Regions from separate parts of the Homo sapiens genome. Here all the other regions are linked to region 1. Evidence: chromatin contacts called from ENCODE Hi-C or POLR2A ChIA-PET data. All regions are on one chromosome and are shown on one strand. The core of a region is the stretch at or near the end of the contact, and the rest is flanking DNA. Distances in the headings are between cores, read along the strand shown.

What was found. Hi-C counts contacts between places; a loop is a spot of excess contacts on that map. ChIA-PET counts read pairs that join two places held with the same protein, here RNA polymerase II (POLR2A). Pooled maps may share reads with other maps.
Region 2: a map of endothelial cell of umbilical vein shows a loop between it and region 1 (5-fold over the local background). The contact joins the promoter of SLC2A9 here to the enhancer-like site in region 1. A Hi-C loop is called at or near these places in 13 of 168 maps with a recorded cell type or tissue (B cell, CD4-positive, alpha-beta T cell, CD4-positive, alpha-beta memory T cell and 7 more), 16 of 37 single-sample maps with no recorded cell type and 23 of 50 pooled maps.
Region 3: a loop to region 1 is called in a map of endothelial cell of umbilical vein, with 11 times the contacts of the local background. The contact joins two enhancer-like sites. A Hi-C loop is called at or near these places in 4 of 168 maps with a recorded cell type or tissue (CD8-positive, alpha-beta T cell, endothelial cell of umbilical vein and naive thymus-derived CD4-positive, alpha-beta T cell) and 7 of 50 pooled maps. POLR2A ChIA-PET finds 5 or more read pairs at or near these places in 2 of 52 experiments (activated CD4-positive, alpha-beta T cell and activated T-cell).

Annotation. Positions count from the first base shown.
Region 1 is chr4:10,527,521-10,532,297 of GRCh38, reverse strand. It overlaps CLNK (cytokine dependent hematopoietic cell linker), which reads left to right. Exons shown (of 19, transcript NM_052964.4): 12 at 15-42; 13 at 4,204-4,222. It overlaps LOC105374482 (a long non-coding RNA gene), which reads right to left. Exons shown (of 3, transcript XR_925387.4): 3 at 2,113-2,168. Among named protein-coding and RNA genes, the nearest start is that of ZNF518B, 72 kb to the right of the region's middle. Within about 2 kb of position 2,862, at least 4 of the 41 ENCODE cell types and tissues checked have a DNase peak (open chromatin) inside an H3K27ac peak, as active enhancers do; they include HCT116 and endothelial cell of umbilical vein, where a contact is called at or near this core.
Region 2 is chr4:10,019,065-10,023,841 of GRCh38, reverse strand. It overlaps SLC2A9 (solute carrier family 2 member 9), which reads left to right and starts at 2,345. Exons shown (of 12, transcript NM_020041.3): 1 at 2,345-2,562; 2 at 4,769-4,777. The coding sequence starts at 2,413. RefSeq lists an enhancer at 2,364-2,863.
Region 3 is chr4:10,091,864-10,096,640 of GRCh38, reverse strand. All of the region lies in intron 5 of WDR1 (WD repeat domain 1), which reads left to right. Among named protein-coding and RNA genes, the nearest start is that of MIR3138, 16 kb to the right of the region's middle. RefSeq lists enhancers at 1-409, 1-1,013, 1,591-2,361, 4,676-4,777. Within about 2 kb of position 2,705, at least 22 of the 41 ENCODE cell types and tissues checked have a DNase peak (open chromatin) inside an H3K27ac peak, as active enhancers do; they include endothelial cell of umbilical vein, where a contact is called at or near this core.

The DNA.
Region 1 (4,777 bases), core at 1,613-4,112:
TCTTTTTCTTGCAGTCAGATAAGCTTAAGGGACTTAAGTGAGGTAAGTAGCAATTTTATCCTTGGAAGCAAAGAAGGGAATTTTGAGGCATTAAATGTCTGCAATAGGCAAGATTCTATTTGCTTCAGATACTTACACTTAGTTCTCACAATAGCTATGCTCAAAATGCATTAGTATCTCTATTTTAAAGATAAGAAAGCCAAAGTAAAACAAGCTTAGCTCCAGATTTTAAACCAAGATCCTGTTTGGCCACCATGGTCATTCAGGGTTCATTTGTTATAGGAAGAACGTGCCCAGTTCCACATGGAAGATATACAGTATCGACTGATGGCTTCCAGCCTTCAGCATTACAGAAATCAAGTGTTAGAAATGGTATTGCACTTTGCTATTTGTCCTTCATAAGAAATACAGGAATGCAAAGTAGAAGGAATATGAGATCCAAAGTTGCACAAGACCTGGGTAGGAATCCTGCCGTGCCACCTACTCGCTTTGTGAACTTCAGAAAATGCTCTTACTCATCCCAGTTTCTGTTTCCTCAGCCATAAAATAGGGATGGGGGCCAGGTGCAGTGGCTCACGCCTGTAATCCCAGCACTTTGGGAGGCCGAGGTGGGCGGATCACCTGAGGTCAGGGGTTCAAGATCAGCCTGACCAACATGAAGAAACCCCATCTCTACAAAAAATACAAAATTAGCCAGGTGTGGTGGCGCATGCCTGTAATCCCAGCCACGCTACTCGGGAGGCTGAGGAAGGAGAATCGCTTGAACCCAGGAGGCAGAGGTTACGGTGAGCCAAGATCATGCCATTGTACTCCAGCTTGGGCAACAAGAGCGAAGCTCCATCTCAAAATAAATAAATTAATTAAATAAATAAAAATAAAATAAAATAGGGATGGGTACATTTCTGTGCAAAGTTGATGTGATAAAGTCAAAAGTAAGTAGTGCACAAATGGCCAGGTGATCAGTGGAGGCTAAATAAATGGCATAAAAGTCATGTGAGATAAACCTATAGTAGAGCCTTCCAAGGGTATTGACTCCCTTCAGTGCCCAAAGACAAAGTTCCCTACGAGGATAGTGGGGTCACCATGACTGATGAAGACTGTCCAACAACACAAGTGGCCTCACCTCACTCCCACTGGACTCTAAGGAATTTTGTTCTTGTCTTTGTGTTTGACCTATGCTCTTATCTATATAGTAGACGTGAATGTCTTTCCTTGCTTTCTTTTTCATTTGTTGGTTTTATGAGAATGTTAAAATCAAAAAGTCACATTTCCAGCTTGTCACTCAAACGAGACATTTATTACCCCTAATCTCCCTAATCCATAAGACAATCGTGCCAAGAAAGATAACATAGATAACTGCTTGACGAGAAGAACAGTTCTGGTTCCACTGAGGACTTCACCAGGCTCATGCTCTTCTGGGAGGGGTTGCACTTCCTTAGTGTCACCTGGAAGGAGCAGGCTGGGGTGATGCTCAGCTGCTGGGGGAACCCACACATCCAAGGTGCCTGAATACAGGACTCCGTCCCCTGCTTCCTGTAAGCTAGGCCTGGGTATCTCGAGTAGTAGTTGGGTGCTGCTCACGATGACGATGACCGCAAATCATAACCCTTTGGTCAGTCTGAGAGGACAGTAGGCCCTCCAATCACAAACAGGCAAAAAAGAATTGGGAGATGGGGGGTCAGCCTTAGATGGCAGGAAATGTGCAGAACTGTTTGTTTTCTTTGCAACTTTAGTTGGCATTCTGCTAGAAGTTGATATCATCTAAAGAACAAGAAGGTCTAGTGCAAAAACACATTCTTGCTCCTTATCTTTTGCCAAGACGCTTCCCCATTGTTTGTTTAGGCTGAGATTCAAGACCATTTCTTCATAACAAAAGCCCATCAGGGCAAGCTGTGCTTGTGCCTGCGCTCAGTGCTTGCTTGAACACTGTCTTGTGGACTAGAATCTTTTATGTGCTACCTCCCTCTGCTCAAATTCATATGGCATTTTATAGTTTTCACAGAAAGGAAAGACTCATTGTCTCATTTTGTACTCACAAAGCCCTAAGAGAAAAATGAAACCCCGGAGAGGTGGCAAACTTGGCCAGAGTCCTCACACCCAGCAGGAGATAGGGCCAGTCCTGGAAATCCCGAAGTCTAGGTGTCTTCCCCACCGCCGTGTCTCTCTGCCTTAAAAAAAATACAGAATTAGCTCTGAACTAAAATAACTAAAAAGAATACGGAAGGAAGGAATGAAAGGAGGGGGCAGAGAAGGTGAAAGAAAGGGAGGAAGGAAAAGGGAAGGAGGGAGGAAAAAGGAAAAGAAAAAAGGAAGGAGAAAGAGGGAGAGAGGTAATAAAAGAGATACTACTATTTAACTTGACTATGTTTATTTTCTAACAATAAAAAAGTTACAGAAGAAAAATGAGCAATTTCATGCTACTTTTCTAACTACATTTGATTTTAAATTCAGAGCCCTCAAACCAAAAGTTGGTTGGTCTCAATTAAATAAAACAACTGCTCCCCCAGATAGAGGGCTTCTCTGCACTGTTCTCATCTCCTCTTCCTCTCCCCTTTGACAAGCCTGAGAGCAATCACTGCATCCGATTGAGCACTTTGAACAGCCAGGTTCAAAGTCCTGGGGGAGACTCAGTAGGGATACTTTCAAACCACCCACTAGAATGGATTCATTACTCTTTTTACTTAGCCTATAGATTTTCTTTGATTTTCTGTCCATAATGAAATGTATGTCCTCTTTCCAGAATCCTAGGGAATGCCAAAGTCTTTGAAACAAAAAGCCTTCTCTGTTGGCTAGCTTCAGAGGGAGGCATACAATGCCTCTCTAAGCAATTTGTTGCCAAAAGTTTCTTATCTATGAAGCAACTATGAGTCAGGAGAGCTGGGCTCAGGGTTAGTTTAGCCTTCAGATGACTGCAGGAATCTAGGAGAATGGCATGACCCTTTGGGACCTCATCTGTAAACCAACTGTTTTTAACATTTAATGGACCTCACACTACTTTGAAAATTTGATGAAAGGTATAATAAACCTTTATCTCCCCAGAAAAAGAAAAAATATATGCACATACTTATAGAGAAAAAAATTTAGCTTTTCATTGCAGAAGGTTCATGGACCCCATCAGGCCATTCAATGATCTCTTTCATCCCCCTGGTTAAAGCAGTTCTTATCTAAATGATACCTGAGGTCTTCTTCAACTGATGCAATATATAAATGGACTTCATAAAATTATTTGCAGTTAAATAAATACTACAGCAAACACTGTATCTACTGTAATGCTTTTTGCTTCTTCAAGGGTAGAGTAGAATAGGGCCCAAAGATACAAGCCCAATAAGCATGAACATTTCCATAATGAAGGATGATCAAGAATTCTACCACCATAAGGAAGAAAGAGAAAGAAAATGTTTGGGAAGATAAATGGCTACATTTAAAAAGGATAATGTGAATATTTCCATGCTTATTTTTAAAAATAGAAATTTCAGAGCAAGTATAAAGAAAAAATTAACCGTAGCCTTATTGCTTAAGTACAACCTTTAATAGTTTATCATATCACTTCAAATCATTTTTTCTGCATACACACAAATATACATGGATATAAAATATAATTGCATAAAAATATATCATGGGTCCAGTTTTTATTCCAAACTTTTAATGTAACATGGGTGCCTACTTACAGTATAATCTTATTTCATTCTCTACATAAATACTTACAATGTCTTTATAATATTCCAATAAGTGAGTATAGCACCAAAATTAATTTTCAGTTATCTGGGCACATAGATTGTTTCCAGTGATTTAACTCTGTAAAAGTAATGATGCAATGAACATCTTTGTGCATAGAACTTGGCTCAGATTTCAGGTTGTATCTTAGAAAAGGAGTCTCATCAATGGAATTATTGAGATAAGAATAAGAGTATTTCTAAGGTTTTTGATAATTATGGTAAATTCCTTTCTAAAAGCGTAAAAGCAATTGATAGTCCCATCAGCCGACTGTGGACTTGTCTGTTCCTTCGCACATTGATTACAAAATTTTGATTTTTGTTTAGTTTTATGAAGAATTATTTGTAGATTTTTTTAAAACTACGAACTATGCTAACAAAAGTTTTACCAAAAGTCTGCCAACCAAATGCTCTAAAAACACACATGGTGTTATATTAAATTCTCTGTCATCAAGAGTCAGTAAATTTTATTTTTTTTAATTCAATACAGGTCCTTGAAGCAGAAAAAGGTGAATTGTTTACATTTGTTTTCTTACCCTAATACTAATAGACTAGGTTCTCTTTCTAGATCTACAGTGCTCATGGTTATTAAAAAGGATTGATTGTTTGGAAGCCTGGGATGGGGATGTATGTGTGTGAACGATGACGTGATCCTGATGCACACACATACATCCCCAGGACCTCAGAGTCCTCTAGTCTAAACAGGGTGATTTAAATCCAGGATAGGCCAGATGTCTTTCTTTAGCCATATGCTACTGTCCAAAAGGCATTACACTGTCACCCTCTGCCACTTTGGAAAGACATAACTAGTCCCCTGCTCCAAAAAAGCTCTTGGGATCTCTGCCTCTGATGTCACCCATGCACACACACGTGGCTCTTTCATGCACACACACACATACATGTACACACGTGCCCATACCTCTAAAGTGTTGGTGTCATTATGCAAGCATGCAATCCAACAGTCACTCATATCCTAAATGGCAGGATGCTAAGCAGGTAGTACTTTCATATTCACCTGTGAAATACTGTTCTCCATTCTTCTAGAATGATGAATTATGTCCAGA
Region 2 (4,777 bases), core at 1,096-3,595, 510 kb after region 1:
GGCAGGCTCCTCCATGCTCCCCCTGAACTTCAGTTGCCCCGAAATGTAGGTCTGATAGTTCCTCTGAGGACTAAACGATATCATGAAGGTGAACACACTTGGGAAAGCCCTGTGCACATGTAACATGAGCTGTGCACATGTAGTAGGAGCTGAAGGTGAGGCAAGTGCTGTGGCTACCAGGAACCCTGGTTAGCTACCATCTGGATCCGGGAGGGACCCATCTCCGCTCTTTTACTTTCTGTCCAGCTGTAGCTGCACATTCATGTCCACTGCCTAATTTCTGGTTCCTTTTGAGTTTTCAAACCCAACAGAGGACTACGAAGCAATTTTTAACGGGATGAGGGGACACCTGATCCAATTTGAGCTTTAGCAAAATCTGGTGAGGTCCCCACTGTTACAGATGAGGAAACAGGGAGGGTATAGAGAGGGGAGTCACAGCAATGGGATGAGGAGGGGTAAATGAGATGATGAAAATGCAGTCCCTATCAGGACAGCATAGGGGCAGAGGGGCCCTCCATGCACAGGGATGCAGCTGTCCCTGCCCCTCCTCTGCCCATCTCCTGTACTTCAGGCCCCAACCATGCTTCACTGACAATTTCACTTCCTCCCACACACTGCAGGCATCTGTGCCTGCAGGCCTTGGCTCCTTGTCCTCTCACCCCGTATCCTTCTCTGTCCGCTCAGAAGCCGCCTCTTCCAGCGGGGTCTCCAAGATCCAGCTGAGATTGATGTGGTGCCTCCTCCACACTGTCCTGGGGAATCCTCCGCCTTTTTAGGTCATGTTATAATTAAGGATTTGCACATCAGAATGCTGCTCTAGGCCCACCACTCAATGAGGAAACCAGGCTGCATAGCTGAAATCCAGTTCAAGAAACAGCCACTTCTCCCGGGGCATGCCTGACTGATTAACACACAGAAGGACGATTGCACTGAATGACTGGCGTGCTCAATACATCCCCAACCTAACTCCTGAGGGTGGTTTTCCTCTTTGGAAGTCTTGATTCCCCACTTGCTTTGAGCAGCCACATTCCCACCACCGTGCATGTCAGGGCCGGACGTTTCCACGTGCGTTTCACATTCCAGGTTCCTGGAATGTCTGCCGTACTCCACACCTTTTATTTTATTGTGTGCTTTTTACTAAACGTACTTTGCTAACTTTTCGATCTCTCTTTTGTGGACTGAGCCCTACCTTGCCTCCTGGACGTTCTGCATTCACCAAGCCTGTCCCTGGCTCTGGCCCAGACTCTGCACTGCTCTCTGCTTCTGGGAGCAAACTGTTCTAGCCAAAATTGAAGGTGCTTCTCTGGCGTCTGAGGCAACATGGCCATGTGATGAACTGATTCCCACAACCTCCTGGTGTGCATGAGGCCCTTGCCTTCTCAGTACTGTCCTTGAGCCAGCCTGGGGCTGGAATACAGGACATGTCCCCTCAGCCAGTGCTGAATGAGCAGGACAGAGTAACGACTAAGAGGCAAATTCTTTTTCTTCCAAACCCACAGCCCTCGCCTTTGTTCTAGGCTACAGGAGAGCCCACACTCATTTACAGCACGCCACTTGGGGCTGGCTGTTTTCTATTTGAGCTTCAGAATAAGTCTGCAGGACAGTCAGAGTGGGGTCAATATTCCATTTTGCAGTGGTAGAAGTTGCAGCTCAGAGAATAAAGTGACTTGCCTGAGGACACACAGTTAAAAAGTGGAGGAGTTGGCCAGACATGGTGGCTTACGCCTCTAATTCCAGCACTTTGGGAGGCTGAGGTGGGCAGATCACCTGAGGTAAGGAGGTCAAGACCAGCCTGGCCAACATGGTGAAACACAGTCTCTACTAAAAATACAAAAATCAGCCAGGCGTGGTGGCACACGCCTATAGTTCCAGCTACTTGGGAGGCTGAGGCAGGAGAATTGCTTGAACCCAGGTGCGGAGGTTGCAGTGAGCAGAGATTGCATCAGTGCACTCCAGCCCGGGCAACAGAGCAAGATTCGGTCAAAAAAAAAAAAAAAAAGTGGAAGAGTCAGGGGCAGAGCTGTATGCAGGCTTCTGAGTCAAAGTCAGCCACCTCTCCATTCTGTTCCAAGCATTAGGGAGGTATCCTAGGTTAATGGCAGTCACCCTGCTCCAGGCTTTGTTACCAGAGAAAAATAAAAAGATGCTAAGAAAAAAAAAAAAAATTCCACCCCCTGGGTGGCAATCCTGGAGAGGACAGATTTCCCTTTTTGGACTGTTTCATTGCTGTAATAACTTAGGAGCAGAGAAAAAAATGTTGCCCCGTTGCCTGTTCAGGCATGATCAAATTGCCACACTTCCTGTCAGGAACTCCCGCCCTCCTTCCAGTGGACTCTGCCTCCTCACTCACGGAAATGCCTTGGCAGAGTCTGGGGTCCCTGGACTGAGCCATCAGCTGGGTCACTGAGACCCATGGCAAGGAAACAAAATAGGAATTCCAAGGAACTGGGCCTAGTTCCCCTCACAGATGACACCAGCCACGCCGGGCCTCCAGGGCCAGGGAGGGCACTGCTGGAGTGTGACCACCTGAGGAGTGGGGTGCCAGGTGGAAGGAGAAGAAAGGTAACTACGGACAGCTTTTCTGCATGGCTGGCGGGCTGTGGGGAAGGCAGGCCTGGGTGGCAGCCGTGTGACAGTGCTCAGCCCCAGCCTGGCAGCGTGTAGCTGGGGGATCTGGGGCTTTGAGGCAGGGAGGCCTCAGTTTGAGTTGCACTTCTCCATCTGTGTGACTTTGGCATGCTCTCTCCAAGCCCCAGCTGACTGGGCCAACAGCGTCTCTGGTAGACTGGGTGTGTACATGGAATGAGGCTATGGTGGCAGGCTGCCCTGCCCCGCACTTGCATGGTGGTGTCCCTCTTCTCACCCTCCCCAGGGCATGGCACGGGCAGCAGCACCGTCGGTCAGTGGGCACCCTCTGCCCGTGCAGTGAGTGGGGAGCGGGTGGAGGGCACAGGCGGGCCACACAGGCAGGGGGCTCCGGGGAGCACAGCTGAGGCAGGAGAAGATGGCCCCCACCTGCCCTTCACCAGCCTCTGGCAGGGGCACTTCACACCAGGTGCTCCCAATCTGATGGGGTGCAGACCAGGGAGGAGTTTGTGTCCTCTAAGGTCATCGGGGCTGGGAGCAAAGAAGGCACAGAGCACAGAAACGATGCCCAGCACAGCCCAGGGGCTCAGAAGAAGTGGTATCTGTGCCGAGACTCAGAGGATAGGTTTAAAGAGAAAGAGTGATAGAGAACAGGCGTTTCATCTGAAATGTGATTCTGTTCCATCAGGGATCCCCATTCAGCTCAAGCTCCTCTCACTGCAGAAAAATATTCTGGTACTACATTTCAATTGGCAGCACCCATCCCCAAGGCTTATAAATGTTCCCTCTTGCCCCCGCATGTGATCAGCAGCCTCTACGGAGCACCTCCTCTGCAGCAGGCTCCTCAACAACATATGTGGCCAGTGCTGCTATTAAGATCCCATTTCACAGGTGGGCAAGCTGAGCCCCAGAAAAGTCAAGTCACTTGCTCAGACTCCTACAGCTGAGGGGACTGGCCCTGGAGGTAAAGCTGATATCACTTGGCTCAAAGCCCCAAAGCTCTATCTCGTGGCTGGTGGCACTAGAGGAGACAAACGAGACTGGCAGAGCAGGTAAGTGGCCATCAAGAGACCCGCATTCCCTTCCAGACGGGATTTGACTGATATGGGTCCCTGAACCATGGATCCATATGTCTTCTTCACTGTTGCACCCCCACAGCTTTGTCAGGGCCTGGCGCCTACAACACACACACACACACACACACACACACACACACTCACAAATATGTCAAATGATGGCAAAGAAGGTGCCTTCCGGAGCACCTGGCCCCTGTCCACTTGGCCTGTATTCCCTGACCAGCTGAGGACAGCCATCCCTCCTGCCCTGGCTCATGCCAGCTTGTCAGCCTTTGCCAGGGATCCAGGTGTTTCTGCCCTATGGCCCTGTACTGGTGGTGGCTGTCCTTAGATGGGGCTGCAGGGCAGGACAACACCAAGGCAGGCGCCCTGTTCTCTGTGCCAAACCTTGCATCTCTACGTCTGCAGGTCCTTGTCCTGAGGCTTGGACCAGCCCCTGTAGTTTGACGCCTCAGACTGGAACAGTATGTGCATGTAAGCGTGTGTGCACATCTGTCTGGCTGTCGGCAGTCTCAGGCCCTTGGACAACGGCACTCAGGTGACGGGTCAGCAGGGGACAGTGCAGTGGTGACTAGAGGGGCACTGCAGCCAGGCCACCTGGACTTCAGTCCCCATCCTAGACAGCACCAGCCACGCTCCCTGCCCCTCTTTCCTCACCTGTAATACAGGACATAACAGCACTGATCTAAGGACTCAGAGACAATGCGCAGAAAAGTGCTTAGAATCACGCCTGGCTGATAGCGCTTGGAGTCTGGCTTTGCTTTTTTCTGTCTGGGTCGGACACTCGCCAACTTCGCTGAAAGGATCGTGTGGAGCTGCCCAGAGCAGCTGCTGAAAACTGCGTTTCAGGAATCCTCACGCAACCCGGAAGGAACGCAAGGGCGTGGCCGCTAAACCTGAGGGCGCCCGGCCTGCGCACGCGGACCTGGACTGGAACCCTACTTGCAGGTCCCCAACTTGCGTCTCTTCTCTCTGTCTCTACCCCAGCCAAGGACAAAGACTTCTCCTCCGGAAGGCCTCCCCCAGCTGAGGGAACGTTCCAGGTCTTCCCTCGGCCCTGGCTGCGCGCCCGGTGCCGGCTCTGACGTGGTTTCCTCTCCCCTCAGGACTGGTCC
Region 3 (4,777 bases), core at 1,456-3,955, 440 kb after region 1:
CCACAAAGTGAGCAGAATTTCCAGAGACTGTTCTTGGCTTAGGGTACAGGAGGGGGCTTTCCAAGGATGCCCCGTTCGTAGTGAAACAGGCTTCATTTTGTCACGGAACCGCAGGCTGAGCTGGGCCTGGCTGGGCAGGTGAAAGCATAGGGAGGCTCCCTGTATGCAGCTGAACACGCGGCAGCTCTCAGACTCTGCTCTTGTGGCTACCACCTAATGGGTAGGTAGTGGAGACCTGGCTATTTTGGGAGCTGTATTGAAGGCTGTGGCTTCAGGCCATGTTTCTTCGCTAGGGTGGAGGCACTGCAGAGCAGGGTGAGTAATGCTGAGTCAGCTGCACACCCCATCTCAGCCCAGGGCAGGAGGAAGCAGCTCAGAGACTTCTGTGGTAGCTAGAAGCCGGCTGTGGGTGGGGGCTCCTTGGCCTGCCCTGGGAGGGATCATTTCCACTCTGCAGCTGTGCATTAAACCCAGCACAGGGTGCTCAGCAGGGTCAGGGGCACCAGTTTGTTCCAGGGGTGGGCTGGAGCCTGTCTTCTTCACCAGGCTGCTGTGCCCCTGTGTGCTTGCTTGGGGACTTGTCCAGAACATTCTTTCTCTTTAGTTGTCCTTTCTAACTTCAGAAAGGACTTCACCCCACTGCCCTGGCCCAGGAGTGTTGGGTACAAATGTCTGCCCAGCTAGCCCAGCTCCAGGGTGGGTACCACCATGTGTCTTGAAGTCTTTTGTGGAACCCACAACCATGGGCCCTGCCTGAGGACCTGGGAGAAATAGAAAGGGCTGTGGCCTGGCACAGAGCTAGGTGGCTGTGCCCCCCTCGGGTGAGTCATGCCTCTGGGCCCTCCCGGAAACAGGGTGACAGTGACCCTTGCGTGCTGCACCCTCAGCCACAGGGAGGGTGTGAGAGGCAGCAGTGACCATCCACATGCTCAGGAGACATGTGCGGACTCAACTGCCCACGCATAGGAAGGACAGGAAGGGTGCTCAGGGACCCCACACCTGCCCCCAAATACCTTCTGAGTTGCAGATACACTTTGGTGTGTATCTGCACTTAAGCCCTCCGGACCCCAGAGGAAAGCTGCGGTCGTGCTCTCCATGACCAACCCCAAGACAAAGGGAGCGCGTGCAGGCTGGGGGAAGTGAGAGGAGGTGTGAGTGCTAACATGAGGCCCAGCCACAGTCAGCTTTGAGGACATGGTGGGCTGAGCATCGCTGGGCTTCCTCCCGTATGTGGGCTCTTCTGATGTGGTCGGAAAGCCTGGGATGTGGAAGTTCTCAGGAATTAATTGAGCCTGTTATAGTAAAAGATTTTAAAACCATATGTGGGCATTTTTTATTTTAGAGGGAATTAAGTTCCACTTGCTGTGAAATCCACATAGCAGTGGTCTTTTTTCCCCAGATCTTTCATTCTGCAGCACATGACGGCTGAGTCTGGGCTGCCTTTGCCTCCGCACCAGCGCTCAGGCCTTGGTGGCCTTGCCTGCCGCCCCTCGCCTCCTGAGAATGAGCAGCTGTGGTGGCAACTCGGGCCTGTCTTCATCTGCGCCTTCTGCACCCACTCCCTGCAGAGGCCCCCTGTGGCCGGGACCAGGAAGCTGCCCTGAGCTTGGGGGTGCAGCGCTGGGGTGGCAGGTGCTTCCCTAGTTACCCAGGTGGGAGAGGGACTGGCGTATGACTGCGGAGGGACCAGCTGGGTCGTGTTGGAGCTGCTGCCTTGAAAAGGAACAAGGCATGTTCTGAAGGCGTTTCAGTACAAGCTGAAGCAGAACTCCATGATGCTGTGCCTGAGCTGAAATGCAAGCAGCATTCCCTGTGTGCCCCTCGTCCTGAGGGACCGTAGCCCAGCTTTGGTCTTCATTTGCCTGAATGAGGCTCCAGGAAGATGGGAGTGGAGGAACATTTGGCCTGGAATAAGCCTGGGTGCCGGCTCATTCCTACCCAGTGACATTGAAGACGCGGTAGGTGACCTGCGGAAGTAACTTCCGGGGTTACAGGAGAACGGTTCTGAAAGGAGACCCTGGGCACCGTGGTCTCGGGTCTCCAGCACTGGCATTTTGCGAACCCAGGGGTAGGTTCCCCTCAGAGGGTCTGACCGTGGCCTGAAAAAGGGAGGGTGGCGAGACCATCTCCCTGCCTTCCCCCATCTCACCCATGGGGATGTCTTCATGCCAGGCAGGCTCCTGGGATAGGTACTCCTGGATGGGTTTAAAGGCCCCACTGAGTTTCTCTCTGTTGTCTGCCTTCGCCATGCGCATTACTTGGGCCAGGTTCTTTGCCTCTCTGGCCATCCGCTTCCTCCGGTCGGGTGAGCAGTTGGTTTGGTGGTCTAGGATGACCACACGCCCCCTCTGGAGTGTGGCTCACAGCTGTGTGCATGTCCTAGGTCCCAGGAGTTGGTGGTGCACTGGATAGTTTGTGTCTAATGAAATGGTTACTTAGAGCAGCATGTCGTCCTGGGGGCTCAGCCTTATGATGCAGAACTGAGAACTCACTGCCAGATCTAACAAGCTGTGATTGTAGGTGGAAAAATGTTCAGCACGGAAGACTTCTGGCTTCCCTCACTGGGGTGCCACTGCTCCCTCTGTTCCATTGCCTCTGCCCTGCGGGGACCTCATACCTCACATAGTTCTCCCACTTGAGGCTGGAGCCAAGCAGGGCTGGAAACCTCAGCTGTGGCTGTTACCGGAAGTGCTGCCTTCCTGATAGATAAGGAAAATTTGAGCTCAAAACAGGCAAGGTTTCTGGTGGTTTTTCTTTTTCATATTTCCTCACTCAAGACAGGGCAGAGAGCAGATGTTTCAGCCCTTCTGGCATGTATGGTGGCTGCCTGGGCCATGCCCCTGTGATGGGCATGCAGGACCGCCTCCCTTGTCTTCAGCACGCGCCACCCCTCCTGTCGACTGGCCTTGCTCTTCACTGGGCTGATGGCTGACTCCTGAAAACTGGGGGCTGACAGCAGGGAGGGTGACCTGGCCCAGGTCACATGGCCAGTAGGTGCCCCAAGGACGGTTAGTTAGGATGAGCCTCTTGTCCCTTCATATGGTCCTTGTTCTCCAGGGAACATGGTGACTGAGCTGACCCGTCCCGGGTGACGGGAGAGGCAGTTGGGTGGGTAGCTCCTTCGTGCCCCTCAGCCCAACTAAGTGGACCGGGCTGCAGGGCTGCCCCAGGGCACTTTGCAGGGAAGTTTGCTGCGGGGGATGGGTGGGCTGAAGGATGGTCCAGAGCCAGCCTCGCAGGTCACGGTGTAAAGGTGTTTTGGGAACACCCATTGACCAAGGGTCGTGGAGGCCCGTGCTGGGCTTGTGTGGGGTGGGACTGGGCACAGGGGACCGAGAGCCTGTCCCCTTCTACCAGCTCATAGGCATGTGAACAGCCTAAGGGTGGGCTTGTGGTCCTCTTGTGTACAGGGTCAGCTGAGGCTGGGGGGAATGGGGTGGGCTCCCAGAGGGTTCCTGAGCTGACTAGGTAGGTAGTGAGCATGTGTGTGCTGGAGACAGGCCAGCTGGGGCCTGCAGCGCTCTGTCGCTCTGTGATGTTGACATGGGTGTGGTACTTAATTATGACCTCAGTGCTTCAAGCCTCGGTTTCCTCGGTGGTGAGAGGGAGCATATTGGTGGGAGGGAGTGAGGACTGTGGGGAGGGGGGCTCGTTGATACAGGTCAGTCTTGGCTATGTGTTGGCTGCAAGGGAGGACAGGCAGGAGTGTGGACCGGACACCGTCAGTTGTCCACCAGGGATGAGGCTGGACTGAGACTGCTGCAGCCCCGCTGGTTGGCTGGGGTGGGGCAGAGGCAGGGGGCCGGTGAGGGCAGCCTCAGGAAGCTGCTGCCCCTGAACTCCCCGGGAGGTTCCCCAATCCCTCTCCCTCTTTGTTCACTGGCCGGGCCTCCGTGTGGAAAGGGCTATTTTTAGCCCTCGCTTTTTTTGGTTAATGGGCTTTTCGCGGCTTCTCTCTTTGAAGGGGCTATTTCAGGAGCAGACATCAGTGTCTGCATTTGGACTCCTTGGCTCGAGGTGCAGGAAAAGGTGATGGGGATGAGCTACTCGAGGGGCATCTGTGTCCCTGGACTGTGCCGGGCCCCTCCCTTGCCCCTGCTGGGTTCTGGGGCCAGGGAGGGACACATGACACCACCCTGCCAGAGCCTGTGGGAGGCGTCGGCAGAGGTGAACCACAGACTTGGATTTGGGGTCCTGGGGTTTGCGCGAGCAGGAATGTCCTCGCTTCTGGGACCTGGAACTGGAGTAGGAATGTCCATGTTTTGACCTCAGGGAGCCACTGAAATGGGCACTTGTGACAGGTTGGAATTGAACAGTGGCTGATTAGTTTCCTCCATTTTGTAGCAAGAGCCATCAGCGTCCACTGTCCCACCCACTCATCTGGGCTTGGGTGATTCGGGCATTTGGGGTGAGCTCTTTTCTCTTAGTTCTTAACTCATTCGTCAGAAGGACCCAGGGGTCAGCCAGGCCCAGCCATCTCCCTGGCCCACTGCACTTCAAGGAAGCTCAGGCTGGCTTGGAGGAGCCAGTGCGAAGTCAGCGGCAAGGCGAGGCTGTGCTGGCCAAGGAAGCGGAGTTCGGCAGCGAGAGAACTCGATGTGCTGGTCAGAGGTCTAGGATTCGAGCTGTGGTTATGTCATGGTCAAGGTTGTGTGGCCTCATCTGGAAGGAGTAGTGGTGCATACACCCCTGTCCACCCCCCGCCCAACAGGGGGTCTAGAAGTGCTTTGCCTCAGGCCCTCCCACCACTGCCTTCACTGCAGCCGGCTCCTTCCTG